3 separate regions of the Homo sapiens genome follow, and regions 2 and 3 are each linked to region 1. A link is a contact called in ENCODE Hi-C or POLR2A ChIA-PET data. All regions are on one chromosome and are shown on one strand. The core of a region is the stretch at or near the end of the contact, and the rest is flanking DNA. Distances in the headings are between cores, read along the strand shown. Region 1 holds the start of RAB5B (RAB5B, member RAS oncogene family). Region 2 holds the start of GLI1 (GLI family zinc finger 1). Region 3 holds the start of STAT6 (signal transducer and activator of transcription 6).

The links. Hi-C counts contacts between places; a loop is a spot of excess contacts on that map. ChIA-PET counts read pairs that join two places held with the same protein, here RNA polymerase II (POLR2A). Pooled maps may share reads with other maps.
Region 2: a loop to region 1 is called in a pooled map, with 4 times the contacts of the local background. The contact joins the promoter of GLI1 here to the promoter of RAB5B in region 1. A Hi-C loop is called at or near these places in 1 of 50 pooled maps. POLR2A ChIA-PET finds 5 or more read pairs at or near these places in 3 of 52 experiments (CD4-positive, alpha-beta T cell, Panc1 and WTC11).
Region 3: a loop to region 1 is called in a map of breast epithelium, with 9 times the contacts of the local background. The contact joins the promoter of STAT6 here to the promoter of RAB5B in region 1. A Hi-C loop is called at or near these places in 1 of 168 maps with a recorded cell type or tissue (breast epithelium) and 2 of 50 pooled maps. POLR2A ChIA-PET finds 5 or more read pairs at or near these places in 1 of 52 experiments (naive thymus-derived CD4-positive, alpha-beta T cell).

The regions. Positions count from the first base shown.
Region 1 is chr12:55,972,404-55,975,879 of GRCh38, reverse strand. RAB5B (RAB5B, member RAS oncogene family) reads right to left here and starts at 1,802. Exons shown (of 6, transcript NM_002868.4): 1 at 1,741-1,802. CDK2 (cyclin dependent kinase 2) reads right to left here. Exons shown (of 7, transcript NM_001798.5): 7 at 3,091-3,476. RefSeq lists an enhancer at 1,909-2,058.
Region 2 is chr12:57,457,926-57,461,401 of GRCh38, reverse strand. It overlaps GLI1 (GLI family zinc finger 1), which reads right to left and starts at 1,617. Exons shown (of 12, transcript NM_005269.3): 1 at 1,201-1,617. It overlaps LOC124902947 (a long non-coding RNA gene), which reads left to right. Exons shown (of 2, transcript XR_007063335.1): 2 at 1,841-3,476. INHBE (inhibin subunit beta E) reads right to left here. Exons shown (of 2, transcript NM_031479.5): 2 at 3,377-3,476. RefSeq lists enhancers at 1,889-1,938, 1,949-2,028.
Region 3 is chr12:57,109,407-57,112,882 of GRCh38, reverse strand. STAT6 (signal transducer and activator of transcription 6) reads left to right here and starts at 1,521. Exons shown (of 22, transcript NM_003153.5): 1 at 1,521-1,754. It overlaps LOC124902946 (a long non-coding RNA gene), which reads right to left and starts at 2,161. Exons shown (of 2, transcript XR_007063334.1): 1 at 1,042-2,161; 2 at 4-926. RefSeq lists a silencer at 303-462 and enhancers at 502-1,447, 1,448-2,395.

The DNA of each region.
Region 1 (3,476 bases), core at 553-3,052:
CTTGGGAGGCTGAGGCAGGAGAATCTCTTGAACCTGGGAGGTGGAGGTTGCAGTGAGACTCCGTCTCAAAAAAAAAAAAAAAAAAAAAAGAAATGTAGTGATAAAATATATTGGTAGAGACGCAGAAAAGGAGGAAGTACAGTAAGGGAAAATCCAATAGGCTCCAATCTATGAGGGACTAAGAAGGCTAGCAGACCATTAAAAATATGTGGGGAGGAGGGTACTCCACTCCTCTGCTTTGGCAATCTTTGTCTTTTTTTTTTTTGGAGACAGGGTCTCATTCTGTTGCCCAGGCTGGAGTGCAGTGGGAAGATCATGGCTCACTGCACCCTCGAACTCCCGGGCTCAAGTGATCCTCCTGTCTCAGCCTCCCAAAGTGCTGGGATTACAGGCGTGGGCTACTGCACCTCTGTATCTTTTTCTCTACTCACCATCTTCCCCAGATACTTCATAGTTTGACCCAACTTTCTAACAGCACAGAAATCTGGGCTTTTGAAGTAGACAAAGAACAAGGGGTGATGCCAAGCTTTTGAAATGGAATTTCTCACTCTTCCCCAAATCTCTTCCTCAGTGATATCACCGCATAGTTTCGGACCTGTTAACTCCATTACCTGCCTGGGAAATACCCAAGTCAAGTCTAAGTCCCACAAAAGTTTCACCAACTATGATCAGAAGATCTCCTGATGGCTGAGGATCTCTAAGCCCCTTTCCCATGTAGATAATGAAATAGATATGAAATAGATTCTCAGTTCTAGGAGACATGGTATTTGCTATAGACCACATTATTAAGTGGGAAAGAAGTGGACAAAACATGCCCCCAATCCAACTTCTTAGCTCTTTCATAGGACATGAAACAGTAAGTTAAGAAACAGACTGCAGTATAGACCAGCTATGAGGCCAACAGAAAGTGTAGGGGCTGAGTTTGGAGCAGCCAACAGTCATGGAAAAAAAAAAATTACTTTGATCTTCATCCCTACCCTGGGAGTTTTAAAAAGCTTCAAATTACCACATCTAAACACTAAAGGGAACAAAAGAGTGTGTACTCCCAAGACCCAGAGCCCCCAGCCCACCCTTCAGCATTCCCAGAAGTTCCCATAACTGATACCAGGCCCTGCTTCCATTACTTCAACTACCTTAGTCTTCTAGATTAATACAGCCTTCTTCATTTTCCCCAGTTCTCCCTCACTGAACCCAAATCTCTCTCAGCTCAACACCATAGCACCCTCAGTTCTTTTTACAATAGGCACTTTCCCTGAAAAGAACGCTTCTTACCCAACTAAGAACCCTTCTCAGGCCCTTCCAATGAACCTCTCTGCAGGGACCCAGCCCCAGTCACCCCCGGGGCTCGGGCGACAGGTCTGACCCTCCTCACCTCCCGGCAAATGGGCTTACCTCACCCGCTGCCCTGTTCCTTTCCCCAGCTCCTCCCTCTTCAGCGCTGCTTAATGAGGCCTGCCCCTGCCCTCACTCAAGCTCCAGGCCTCCAGCCCCCGGCCCTCGGCCTGGCCGCCGCCACAGCCCAGCCGCCTTCCCGACTCACCAACTTCGGGGTCCCAGGCCGCCCAGTCCCCTCCTCAGCGACCCCCATTAGGCCTGCCGGGGCCCGGCCCCCTTCTCCCCTCTCCGGTGGGCCACTCTAACCCCTCGCTTAGGACCAGACCCGCCTCCGCTCTCAGGCCAGGCTGCTCTCATCTCCCGGGCGCTTCCGCCCCTGCCCTTTGGGCTCCATCAGCTCGGTACCTGGGGCTCCGTCTCCCCCGTCGGCCCCAAGCCTGTGTCGAACAGACAAACAGCTGCAGCTCAACCAAACCCTCCTGCCCCTCCTTCTCCTCCTCGCCCTGGGGCGGGGCTCCAGCCAATAGCTCGATTACCCGCCTACCTTCGAGGGTGGGCTATATGTGCACTCATCCACCAATCCTCTGGAGAAAGGCGAGTCTCTTTGGGCGCTGTCACCAACAAGTACGAGCAAGGGACGCGACAGGCGGGGCCACAAGCCAATAGCGAGGGAGAAACCTCGAAGATGGACGAGGTAAGGAGCCATTAAAGAGCAAGCTCCTGAAGACAGGGGGCGGTACACTGCCGACAGGCGTATGTATCCACCAATAAAATCTCGACACCCCATGACCCCGCCTTTTGACTCATAAACATCTAATCAGGTGAGTGATGGAGGCGGGTCAAAGTGAAACTTTAACCAGTACTGCGAAAATACGGTACTTGACTGGCAGGCAAGGAGGGGTTGAAGGAAGCCTTAGGAAGGCCGCTACTGACCTTCGCCCCTCCCCCTGGACTTGGCTGGGGCTGGCTCTAGTGCCCTGCCTTCTATGACAAATTCGCGGGCGTAAAGGGAAATACCTCTTCTAGGGATCCGGAGCCTGGGAATTTAAGTAACCCTGACATCAGCGCTTCCTCCTTTTAGTGAGGCTTCAGTGGACAGGCGTATTTGGGGTGGCCGCGGGCGGTCTGAGATGTTTTTTGGTGGAATGAGACAATGGCAACTACAAGAAGTGGTAGCTTGGAGACGCTTTTTCAGAATCGTATGTAAATGTAAATAAAAGAATCTTTGGAAAACTTTTCTGTCTGTGATATGAAACAGAAAGGAAAAACGGCGGGCTTACTGGGAAATGCAGTGTCGAAAGGCAAATTCCCCGGGAGCCCTCTTCCTGCCGCTATGTATGTGCATGGGTGTGTGTATGTATGGGGTGTGTGTGCATATATGGTGTGTATGTGGTGTGTGTGTATTTGGTATATGTATACGTGGTGTGTGTGGTATATGTGTGTATATGATGTGTGTGTGGTGTGTGTATGTGATGTGTGTGTGGTGTGGTGTGTGTGTGGTATGTTGGCTGGGGGAAAGGAGGTTTGCTGGTGTGTGGAGAAAGTGAAGTAGGAAGTATATAGGCTTCAGTTTCCCCAGCCATAAATAGGGATGATAATAACCACTTTGTTCACCGTCAGCACTAGCCAAAATGGGGTGGGGTGGGCAGCCATGCACAGAGAGATTAGGAAAAGGGGTCTGAAATCAATGATCACATACACACATTCATATTCTGTCTCCCACCATTCTTTCAGTAAATAAGAGGAGGAAAGAGATGAACTATAAAACTAGGCACATTTTTTTAATGAGCTACAAACTAAATTACAAATAACGTTAATAGCAAGAGCACTCAAGGACAAGGGTGACAGAGACAAATCATAAAAAAAAAATGCTTTTTTTTTTTAGCACTGTCATTACAAAACCCCAAGGTGCACATGGCAACAAATCCACCCACTATGACCAAAAAAAAAAAAAAAAAGCCAACTCTACTATTGGATATAACCTGAAATATAAATATAATTGTTCATCCTTCTTTTAAAGAAATATTTTTACCCATGCCCTCACTCAATCACAGCCCTGAAAAAGTGTCAGCATTCTCAAAATGATGCCTAAACCCTAACTTCTAACTCCTATGGGGTAGGAGGTGGACGTCAGAGGAAAA
Region 2 (3,476 bases), core at 368-2,867, 1.5 Mb before region 1:
ACCCCTCCAGACCCCCGGGAACCCCCTGGTGACGTCAAGGGCGGGGATGCCAGGGAGATAATGGTGGAGGGGGAGAGGTCTCTGGACCCCGCCCCCTAGGGAAAACCACACTTATTCCGACCCTTACATATCCCCCGGGAAACCGCCCGCCTTCTCCCTCTACTGGAACGTAAAGACCTATCCTAGAAGACCCCAGCTCTCCAGACCCCTAAAACCCTCAGTCCCCAGGCTCTACGGGGTCCCCTTTCCGTAATCCTGTCCCGAAAGCTAGCTGCCCAGTGCTGATTGTTTCGGGGTCATGGGACCTGAAAGAGGATTCAGAGCGGGGAGCAAGGGCAGGCAGGGTGGTCTGAGCCAGAGGAGGGGCCTCGATCCCCAGCTCCCGTTTGGGCGGGGTGCCAACGGGGATACACAGGCTGGCAGTGGCCAGTGGTCCCGCCCAGCCCCGGTAGGGGTCTCCCTGCGGCTGGCTCCCGCTGCCCCGGTGGTCCTGAGGTCAGAGGGTCAAGACAAGGTCTCCCCGGCTCCTCCTGAGCTCCTTGCCCACAGCCCTTGGGACTCAGGAGTCCAAATTGCATGGGGTCATTCTAGGGCCTTCACTAGACCTTGGACAGCCCCCCCCCGCCCCAGCCCCCTTCCAAGTCCAGAAGACACTCCTTTCCCCTAAAGCACAAGCATCCACTGGCACATCTGTCACAAGACAGGTCAAAGGTTCAAGCCTGGCTGGCCCCTAGTGGCTCTGTTGCCTCCCACACACCCGTCCCCACCCCACCTGGAGCTCCCTCCTTTGCAGTCCCCACCTTTCAGAAACACTGACATCTTCCTACCCCACGCGCAGACACACACCTGGGGTTACCTCTCTACAACGCAGACCTCCAGCTAGCCATCCCTCCAGCCTCTTAAACTTAACCGCATGAAAGTAAGATATTTCTAATATATGGGAGAGGCGGAGACAAAGACCCACGGTTCCCTGAGACAGAGATACACAGACTGACAGAAGAAAAAAAGGGAAGAAAAAGAAGATACAGAGAAAGACACAAGTGAAAAATCTGGAGTTTCTAATGTCTCACCCCAGGCTCTCCCACCCCTATTTTGCCTCTATGTCCCGGGTCTGGGATGAGTCCCTAAGAAGCTGAGCATCCCCTCAGGCCCCCTCCCCCACTGCTCCCAGGTGGTCCCCCGCCTGCCCCCCCTTCTCACCTCTGTCTGGGCGCTGGGCTCGGGATGCGCGGTCCAGGGCTGGAGTCTGGGCTGGGGGGTGTGCGGTGGGGAGGGGGGGCGGAGAGGGCCACGGCAGCGCAGCCTCGATGCCACCCCCACCCCCCCAACCTGGCCCCCAGCCCTCCCGCCGGCCCAGCCCGCCGGGCCGCAAGCCCGGACCACCCGCGAGAAGCGCAAACTTTTTTTTTCCCTTTTGCAAAAACTTTTTCTCTCTCCAGCCGCTGGCGCGCCGCCGCTCTTCCCGCTCGCCCCTCACCTCCCTTCTATTTCCCTCCCTCTTGCCGTTCTGGAGGATGAGGCGGGGTAGCTGGAAGCAAGAGAAGGGGTGCCGGGCTTATTGCACCCCCAGGACCCCCAGGATCCTCCCCCTCCCTTGAGGGACCCTATACTGCTTACGCCCCCCCCCCCGCCCCGGCTGAACACGCTGCTGTTGGTGAGTACTAAATCCCGGCTTGGATTTCTGGATCGGCTGGCCCCAAAGAGGCCCCGACAACCAGATTGAGGAAAATATTGCGGGGCAGGGGGAGAAGTTCAACCGAGAACGATAATAGTGGAGGTAGGGTAGTCGCCTTTGGTTGGTGCTAACTGAGCATTCTGCCATCCTGTGGTTTATCTGCAGGCCTCACCCTTTGGATGGAACTTGCAGCGGCCGGGACAGAGTTGCGGTTTGGGGCAAATCAAGTTGGGTTGGGGGCTCTGGAAGAAGGTGAGGAGTCTATGGAGCATAAAAGCAAGGAGCAGCGGCTGAGGCTCTGGGTGCAGGGTGTGGTTCACGAGGTCACCAAGGAGCCCTGGGACTGAAGCCCCTTTCCCTAGAACCCCGGCTCTACGTCTCGAAGTTCTGGAGGGTGCCGCCCCTCCGCACCACGTCACTGCAGGCTCTAGCTGCTCTTCCAGGCTTTCTGCTCCCTCTGCTGGCCGTTCTCACACATGACACCCGCTCGGAGTCGAAGCAGAAGAGCTGGGGAACTGAAGGAGGAGCCCAGTTGAAGGAGGAGCCCCTCACTAAAGCCCACTTAAAAGCCCAGGAGGTGGATATGTGAGCTCTGAGAAACGGAGAGGCAGAGGTTGCTATGCCCAGCGGTACTGCCTGACAGGGAAGTGCCCTGCCTCTTTAGATTTGCATTGCCATCGTGACCGGATATAAGGGAGGGGCAGCATTTCAGTCTCTGATTTTTATGAGAAAGAGGAGGAAGCATGACAAGGAAAAAGGGCACCCTCTCCCCTTTTTTTCAACCCCACAGGCAGACCTCCCACATCCTAGCTCTGCTTCCAAGAACCACCCCCTTGGGTGTGGAAGGTCAGTGGGTTAACTGTTCAGTCTGAGGGTCAAGGGGGAAAAGAAAAGGTGAAGGTAGGGGGAGATCTGGGACTTTGACCCAGGCTAGTTATCCCCAGAGGGTCAGAGACCCAGCTCAGTCAGACCAGACTAATGGGCACTGAAAAAAAGGCACCCCACACATGCTCCTGTCCCAGCCTCGAGCCCCTTCTTCCAGAGGAGCTATTTATGTATTTATGTATTTATTTATTTTTATTTGGGACGGGGCCTCACTATTTGCCCAGGCTGGAGTGCAGAGGCTATTCACAAGTGTGATCATAGCCTCGAACTCCTGGGTTTAAGCGGTCTTCCGGCCTTAGCCTCCTAAGTAGCTGGGACCACCGGTGCCCAGCAAGAAGAGCTCTCTTAGAACACCTTACTTTCTTCTCCCCACCCAGTTCTATAGACCAGTGAGTCTCAAACTTTTTGGTTTCCTCTATACTCTTAAAAGTCATTAGGTTAGGCACAGTGGCTCAGACCTGTAATCCCAGCACTTTGGGAGGCCAAGGCAGGCGGATCACCTCAAGTCAGGAGTCCGAGACCAGCCTGGCCAACATGGTGAAACCCCATCTCTACTAAAAATACAAAAAATAGCTGGGCATGGTGGCGCAGGCCTGTAGTCCCAGCTACTCAGGAGGCTGAGGCAGGAGAATCGCTTGAACCTGGGAGGTGGAGGTTGCAGTGAGCCGAGATTGTGCCACTGCACTCCAGCCTGGGCGACAGAGCGAGACTCCGTCTCAAAAAAAAAAAAATCATTGAGCTTTTGTTCATATGATTTACATCTATCAATTCACCACATTAGAAATTAAAACTGAAAAAGACTGTAACACAAGACCATACAAGCACACATTCCATTAACAATGATGTCAGAAAGATGATGTAATCACATGTCACACGGCCTCTGGAAAACTCCACAATACAATTTTAAGATAATGAG
Region 3 (3,476 bases), core at 272-2,771, 1.1 Mb before region 1:
TTCTCCTTTCCTCATACCTGGTTTATTATGAACCATAAAAATAGTGCCTGACAGTTACTGTGTGTCAGGCATTGTTCTAAGCCTTCAGATGTTTTACTGCATTTTATTCTCACATTATGGGTTAAGACTTATTTGCTCCATTTTACAGATGACGAGAATGAATCACAGAGTAAATTGCTCAGGGTTGTGTGGTTAGCAGCATTAGCAGGATTTGAACCCAAGCAGCCTGTATCCACAGTCCAGTCTTTTAACTGCTATATTTTGCTGTGTTCAAACCCTCTGCTGCCTGGCTGGGTCCACACACGTGCACTCATGTACAGACCTGCGGGGTAGCAAGGGATGGAGGAGGAGGAGCTGGTTCTGGAAATCAATTCAGGCACCAGGGGGCAGCATAGGCCTAGCTTTGGCCCCTCAGCCCAGCCCCTGCTATGGGAGGGAGGAGGGGAGTAGAAACTTCCTCCCACCGCCCCTCAGACACCACCTCTTCCACACACCGGGGCTCTCAGGTGTCCGGGAGTAAAGGCCTCTCTGGATCCCTTGGTCTCCTCCAGCTCCTCCCCCAGCAAAAACTGCAGAACCCTCCACTAGTTATGTTGATGACTCAGAAGTTGAGCAAGACTGTGTGTGTGTGTGTGTGTGTGTGTGTGTGTGTGTGTGTGTGGTGTTGTGATTGCAATGGGCTCTGTTTGTGAGCCTGCCTGCACGTGTGTGTGTGTGTGTGTGTGTGTGTGTGTGTAGTCTTGTGGTCAGGGAAGTTGTGCATGTGTGTGTTTGTTTCTTGGCGTGTCTCAGTGTTTACCCCAGAAACATATAGGAACTTGGCAGATAGGAACACAGCAGATTCGTATTCAAACTTGCCCCTTGTGAATCTGCAGGCAGCAGCTCCGGCTTGTGCTGGTTCCCACCACAGTCTCAGGAGGGGTGCCCTGTGAGGAGAGAGCAAAGACCAGCTTCAGTCCAAGGGACTCCTAGAGTCTTCCAGAATTCTGAGCTGAGGGTTCCCCTCCCCCACTCCCTCCCGTCAGTGGTCACGAGACCGACCTCTAAGGCGTTCCCTGCCGGAAGGGAGGGGGACCTAGGAGTTGGCTGGCATCGAGCTCCCTGGCGGCTTTTTAGGGTCCTCCACTGGAGGGAGCGCAGAGTCCAGAGGGATTTACTTTTCCTGAGGCCCTGGGGAGCCCAGTCCCTTGTGGGTCCAAACCCCAGCCCTTGGCAGAGTTTGAGTTTGGGAGCCAGGCAGTTAGGGGTGGCAAATCTCTGTTTGATATTGGGTGACTTTCTGGAGAAAAGCTGATGCTTTTGAGGGGGACAGAGTAAGTGGGGGTCAGCCTCCCCCCAAGCCTGGCTCCAAGGCCTGGACCCCAGTCCTGATCCCCCACGTGTTCCCCCACTCGGCACAGGAGGCACACATATTCACCCCACTTTCTTCCTCTTCCTCCTCCAGCCCACTTTCTCTTCTCTGTGTCGTCAGAGCTCCAGGGAGGGACCTGGGTAGAAGGAGAAGCCGGAAACAGCGGGCTGGGGCAGCCACTGCTTACACTGAAGAGGGAGGACGGGAGAGGAGTGTGTGTGTGTGTGTGTGTGTGTGTGTGTATGTATGTGTGTGCTTTATCTTATTTTTCTTTTTGGTGGTGGTGGTGGAAGGGGGGAGGTGCTAGCAGGGCCAGCCTTGAACTCGCTGGACAGAGCTACAGACCTATGGGGCCTGGAAGTGCCCGCTGAGAAAGGGAGAAGACAGCAGAGGGGTTGCCGAGGTGAGGGGTTGCCTCCGAGGTGGGTGCGGGGGCCTCTATGAGTGCATGGGGGTGGATTCGTGGGGGGAGCTCTCGGGATCCTCCCCTGGCTGGGTGGATGGTCCCCAAGAGATGGTTTCAGCTAGTGTTGGTGGCTGGTGGCACTGGGTTTTAGCAGTTTCGAACTCCTGGAGGAATCTGGGAGGGTCCAGGCCTCAGTACTCCCCTCCCCCATGGGTCACGTTTTCACAGCCTCACCCCTGCACCCCCAGGGCCATGGAAAGTCAGGGAAAGGAGGTGAAGGAGTGCCCCTCTGCCCTGAGTCGGGGGAAGTGGCCGCCCCTCCCTGGAAGGTTGATGCCAGAGGGCAGTGGATCCTTGTTAAACCCCTATCCTGCCCTCCACTAAAGGTTCCTGTTCAAGGGTGTGGCTGGGGCGTGAGCAAGCCCCAGATGTAGACCTCATGGTGGCCCAGACGAGGGGGAATTTCCCCCTCAAAACTGCTCCACGCTTGGCTGCTGTAGACGCTGAGATTTCCCAGCGGCGGCGCCGAGTTAACCCTCCTCGTGCTGAACTGGCTCCACCTCCCCGCCTGCCCCCACCGCCACATTCACGCATTGGGCAACTCAGAGAAGCTGTTTTAACTTTCGATCCTGTGGTCCCACAATCAGAGGACTCGGGCAGATAGGGGTTGAGATAAGCGAGTTTAGGCCACCAAGCGGGCGGACGAGGATCCCAGACCTTGCGCTTCCCTTCTGAGTTTGGGAGGTAACACTGGCCCCGCCCCTCACGCCGTGGCTCCTCCCTCCCTTCCCCTTCAAGGGGCTGAAGACAAAAGGTGCCCCTGTCCTGGTCAAGCCAATCGACCCAGCCTTGTTATGGGTTGGGGTGGGGAGAAATGTGTCCTCCTGATGGCTGGGGAAGAAGAGGGGTTGGATATTTCTAGCCAGGGCCATGCCAGGAGGCTGGTCACTCTGCAAGGGGATGCAGAGGAAAGCGGTGCCCACTCACTCCAGAGGACCTTTCTCTCTTGGGCTAGAGAAAGGCCTATTGGAGGAACCTGAGCAGGAGGGGTAAGGATTCTGCCTTGAGGAGAAAAGAGCTGGGGTAAGTGGGCACTGGAGGAAAGAGGGGCATGAAGGTCTTGGAGCAGAAACGTCCAGAGAAGGGACCTCTCCATTTTCCATCCCTCTGAGAGGCCTGGGAGAGGTGAGAGGCTGAACGTGCAACAGGAGGACTTGGGGTTACTGGGTTTGGGGAGACCTGGGGAGTTGTCATCCCATCCTCTCCCTCATCTCTGGGAGAGGGATATTATGAGAAACGTGAACTGAGAGGCCCCTGGGAAACCACTGGTTACCCAGTCCTCCCTGAACCTGGAAATGGGGATGCAACCCCCTCTTCTACTTCCCTGTCCCCTCCTCTCCTTTCTACCTGTTTTCGTCTCTCATCTTTGCCTTCTAGCCCTCCAGCTTCCTCTCTCTTCTAGGCTCTTTCCTCCTAGCTTACTAAACCCGCCTTTTTTCCAGTCTCTTCCATCCTCTTCCTTAGTTCTCTCTACTTTCCTTTTCCACCTCTCCTCCTTCAAGTCTCCTCCCACCTTCCCCCACTTCTTAGGATGATCAGATTTGCCCCTGGAAGGGATCCTAACAACACAGTGCGATGGTTAATCCCCACTCAGATTCAAAGCCTGCTTTCCAAACTCACTTACTGAGTGGCCTTGGGCAGAGTAGAGAAACTCCTTAA